Linked DNA regions of Homo sapiens: region 1 is linked to region 2. A link is an interaction called in ENCODE POLR2A ChIA-PET data of the cell type or tissue named here. Cell type or tissue: Panc1. All regions are shown on one strand.

Region 1 (2,500 bases), 180 kb before region 2:
GAATACACAGCATTTGGCGTGCCCTGGAGAGCTTTACTGCAGCTGAGCTGAAACTCAGAGACTCAGATCCAAGAATAAGACCACATTTTTCTTTTTTTCCTTTTTAAGTAACTCTGCTAATCATGGCAAAATCAGCCTCACTCGTATCTACCTGAGGCTGGAACATATCCCAGCTCAGGAGAGCGAGCTTTTATGAGCCTTCACCCACACAAGGAGTGTCTCATTAACAATTCTTTAGTGGCTTACTACCTCCCACACCTGACCCACATCGGCTCTCTCTTTAATAGAGCCTTCACCCACATGGAGCAAAAAGTCTGTCTTCCTCCTTAACATCAAGTTAATAGATTGCTAGCTCACATAATTGACTAACCTTGAGCTTCTAACTAGCCAGACCTATCAGAGTCCCATTATTCCTATTCATTTCTCACATCAACCCTTTTCAATATTATTTAAGGTTTATGCAGCAGCAGCTGCCTAAGGGCCCCTTCTAGTTTCATAAAGACAAGAGGGTCCCGACATGGTAAAATGCCAACTCACAGCGGCTGCGGCTGTGCCTCCCCTTTATTTTCTATGTCCTGGGCTCTCAGCCACTTTTCTGTAATTGCCCCCATGTCTATTCAGACAACAGGAAGCATAGTCAGTGCCTAAAAATCTCTACCATTATCACAGGCCTGGCATACATCCTGCCCATGCCTTCATGGCATGCTCAGACTTGGCACAGCCATGTTTAAAACACTGCCAATACGACAATGTTAGACATTTTTTATCTTCACAGTATATTTTTTCAGTTAGTAAGAGATTTTTTTTTTCATTCCCCTTCTCCCACCATTTTGCCCCTACCAAGTAGAAAGTTAAACACCAGGTCTTATCAAAGTTCACATAGTCAATAACAGAAATAGAATTAAAACTGTAGGAAAACAGCCTGTTGCATGGCAGGAGTGATGCCATCTTGGAGTGAAACCACCATGCTAACTGGTGGTTTGACTCCTGCATACCAAGGTGGTTTGTTCTGCAGCAAAGTCTTTAAACAATGCCTGTAGCATAGATTATCCCTCATAAAGGGGTAGTGCCCAGAGCATAGACAACCCCTCATAAAGATGCTTATCCAATCGCTCCAGTGATAAGTTTTGCAAGAAAGTCAAGCGTGACTAGCTGCACATGTTTTATCCTAAAACCTTGCTATATAAAGGATATTTTCTGGAGGGCTGGTGCAGGGATCCACTGTCTCATGGCCTCCTAGACATCACTTCTGTTCATAAGCTCTTATTAAATGTTTCTTTCTGAGAAACTGGATTTGTCAGCCTCTTTCTTTGGCTTTTCAGCTCCCTCAGCCTTTGTGGGTAGGTCTGCATAGACCTGCTCACTGCACAAACTCAGAACTCCTGACTCACAAACCAAGAGAGCATTTTCTAAATTGTCCTGGAATGTTAAATTTCCACAGCCAAGGGAAACTCTTTGGGGAGGAGAGCAGATGCTAACCCAAATGAAATTAATCCCACGACAGCAATTTGAACAAACTATGGTCTTCCCTTTGTTTCAAATAAAAATGTGTAGATAATATCTTCAGGATATTCTAGAGTGAATGAGGTAATCTATAAATAATTGATGTTCATAAATACTGTCTTTCCCGTTTGAGGGATATTACAGACCCTCTGTTGATTACCATCTACTTAAAGCTGTTTTTCTAACAAATTTGCATGGCTTCATTTACATTCTTTTACCCTCTTGTCTCATATATTTTTTACTCTAATAAAGGCCCCAGTTGTGGTGTGTGTGGGAGGTAGGGGGGAGCAGCTGACAACAGACATTGATGTTAACTAGCCTTTAGACATAGTGAAAGAAGATGAAAATTCTGTATTGACGTCAAGCCTCTATTCCTCAGAATACCACAAAATGCCTTTCATTCCTTCCAATTTGTGTAAAATATCTAGGTAATGAAACTGAAATTCTTCACCACACAGCAAATGGTTGGGCCAGCCCTGTGCAGCCTTAACCCTTCCTCTAATTTTCTGTGAAACTCTATGAAAGCATTTTGGGGAATATTCATATCTTAAATAGAGTGCTCTACACAGAGAAGAAAGGACAGTCCTCTGAAAAGGCAGTAATAGTGAGTGAGTGAGAAAAGATTCTAGACACTCTTCTAGCATAATTTTGACAGCTTTGCAAGCCAGCATAAAACCTCCCACTGTGTCTTCAGGGGGAGGAACAGCTGGCAGGGTACCGAGAGGGGCAGTGCAGTGTGTGCTGCCCTCTCACGTAGAGTGCCATGTTCTCTCTCAACATTCATCAGCAAAACGCTGTGAGGAGGCCTGGGACTTGGTTGTCCCGTACACAGTGAGGGCAGACAGTTGTTCCCTAGGGCCAGTCACATCTCCTTGCCTCTTCCTTCCCTATCCTCTCCTCTGGGAACGTTTAGGGGATGATTTCTTTCAAATGGGAGGACATAAAGCCTAAGAGATCTCTGAGTCTCTTGAAGTAGAAAGGCCTGATACTTCTCACA
Region 2 (2,500 bases):
ACATTTGTTTGTCAAAGGACAAAAATCAACAGATTGAAAAGTCAACCTAGGAAATGGGAGAAAATATTTGCAAATTGTATATCCACTAAGGGTTAATATCCACAATATATAAATAACTTGTACAAACTCAATGTCAAAAAAAGAAAAACCAAAAAACCCAAATAGGCTGTGCACTGGTGGCTCACCCCTATAATCCCAGGACTTTGGGAGGCTGAGGTGGACAGATCAGTTGAAGTCAGGAGTTTGAGACCAGCCTGGCCAACACTGTGAAACCCCATCCCTACTAAAAATGCAAAATTTAGGCCGGGCGCGGTGGCTCACGCCTGTAATCCCAGCACTTTGGGAGGCCGAGGAGGGTGGATCATGAGGTCAGGAGATCGAGACCATCCTGACTAACACAGTGAAACCCCGTCTCTACTAAAAATACAAAAAATTAGCCGGGCGTGGTGGTGGGCGCCTGTAGTCCCAGCTACTCGGGAGGCTGAGGCAGGAGAATGGCGTGAACCCGGGAGGCGGAGCTTGCAGTGAGCAGAGATTGCACCACTGCACCCCAGCCTGGGCGACAGAGCGAGACTCCATCTCAAAAAAAAAAAAAAAAAAAAAAAAGCAAAACTTAGCCAGGCATGGTGGCACACTCCTGTAATCCCAGCTACTTGGGTGGCTGAGGCACAAGAATCACTTGAGCCTGGGAGGTAGAGGTTGCAGTGAGCCGAGATTGTGCCACTGCATTCCATCCTAGGCGACAGAGTGACACTCCATACCCCCCAAAAAACAAAAACAAAAACCCAAATAAACCAATTTTAAAATGGGCAAAGGATCCAAAAAAGATATACAAATGGCCCAAAAATATATGAAAATATGTTCAACGTAACTAGTAATTAGGAAAATGTAAATCAAAACCACAATGATATACTACTTCATACCCATTAAGATGGCTACTATGAAAAAAACAGAAAATAACAAGTGTGGGTGAGGCTGTGCAAAATTGGAACCCTGTGCACTGCTGGTAGGAATGTAATATTGTGCAGCTGCTGTGAAGAAAAGGATGACAGTTCCTCCAGATATTAAAAATAGTATCACTATATGATCTAGCAATTGTTCTCTGTGTATACATCCAAAAGAATTATAAGCAGGGTCCCTAAGAAATATTTGTACACTCATGCTCATAGTGTCGTTATTCACAATAACCAAGAGGTAGAAGTAACCCAAGTGCCCATTGACAGATAAATGGATAAACAAAATGTGGTATATATTTATATATATACACAATGGAGGCCAGGCACAGTGACTCATGCCTGTAATCCCGGCACTTTGGGAGGCTGAGGTGGGCAGGTCACTTGAGGTCAGGGGTTTGAGACCACGCTGGCCAACACGATGAAACCTCACGTTGCACTAAAAAACACAAAAATTAGCCAGGCATGGTGGCGGGTGCCTGTAATCCCAGCTACTTGGGAGACTGAGGCAGAAGAATCGCTTGAACCCAGGAGATGGAGGTTACAGTGAGCCAAGATTGCACCACAGCACTCCAGCCTGAGCAACAGAGCGAGACTTCATCTCAAAAAAATAAAATTTAATTCAATTTAATTTTTTTTTTTGAGGCAGAATCTTACTCTGTCACCTAGGCTAGAGTGCAGTGGCATGATCTCGGCTGACTGCAAACTCCACCTCAGGGTTCAAGTGATTCTCCTGCCTCAGCCTCCAGAGTAGCTGGGGTTACAGGCGCCTGCCTCCATGCCCAGCTAATTTTTGTATTTTTTAGTAGAGACGGGGTTTCACCATCTTGGCCAGGCTGGTCTTGAACTCCTGACCTCATGATCCATCTGCCTCTGCCTCCCAAAGTGTTAGGATTACAGGCGTGAGCCACCGTGCCCGGCCAACTTAATTTAATTTTAAAATATACATAATAGAATGTTATTCAGCCTTAAAATTGAAGGATATTTTGACATACACTACAATATGGATGAACCTTGAACAGACTATGCTGAGTGAATAAGCCAGTCATAAAAAGACAAATACTTTATGATTCCACTTAAATGAGGTATCTAGAATAGTTGAATTCATAGAAACTAAGTACAGTTGTGGTTTTTAGGGGATAAGGAGAAAGGGAAATGGATATTGTTGTTTAATGGATATAGAACTTCAGTTTTGAAAGGTGAAATAGTTCTGACTTTGGTTGCAAAATAATGTATGGCAATATATATTCACACTTAAAACTATTGTACTATATACTTAAAAATAATTAAGGCAGTAAATTTTATGTATATTTTACCACAATTAATTTTTTTTTTTAGACGGAGTTTCGCTCTTATTGCCCAGGTTGGAGTGCAATGGCATGATCTTGGCTCACGGCAACATCGGCCTCCTGGGTTCAAGCGATTCTCCTGCCTCAGCCTCCCAAGTAGCTGGGATTACAGGCATGCGCCACAATACCCAGTTAATTTTGTATTTTTAGTAGAGACGGGGTTTCACCATGTTGGTCAGGCTGGTCTCAAACTCCTAA

The links. Peaks named below come from ENCODE experiments on the same cell type or tissue, not always from the same donor. Only the 100,000 strongest peaks of a DNase experiment are listed, where the experiment ranks them.
Region 1: POLR2A ChIA-PET joins it to region 2 with 7 read pairs; 2 of 35 experiments call an interaction of 5 or more read pairs at or near these places.

The regions. Positions count from the first base shown.
Region 1 is chr12:50,185,477-50,187,976 of GRCh38, forward strand. All of the region lies in intron 9 of LIMA1 (LIM domain and actin binding 1), which reads right to left. Among named protein-coding and RNA genes, the nearest start is that of CERS5, 19 kb to the left of the region's middle. In Panc1, no CTCF peak of the experiment used is centred here; no DNase peak of the experiment used is centred here; H3K27ac peaks cover 2,500 bases.
Region 2 is chr12:50,369,542-50,372,041 of GRCh38, forward strand. The region is part of intron 1 of FAM186A (family with sequence similarity 186 member A); the gene reads right to left. Among named protein-coding and RNA genes, the nearest start is that of FAM186A, 26 kb to the right of the region's middle. In Panc1, no CTCF peak of the experiment used is centred here; no DNase peak of the experiment used is centred here.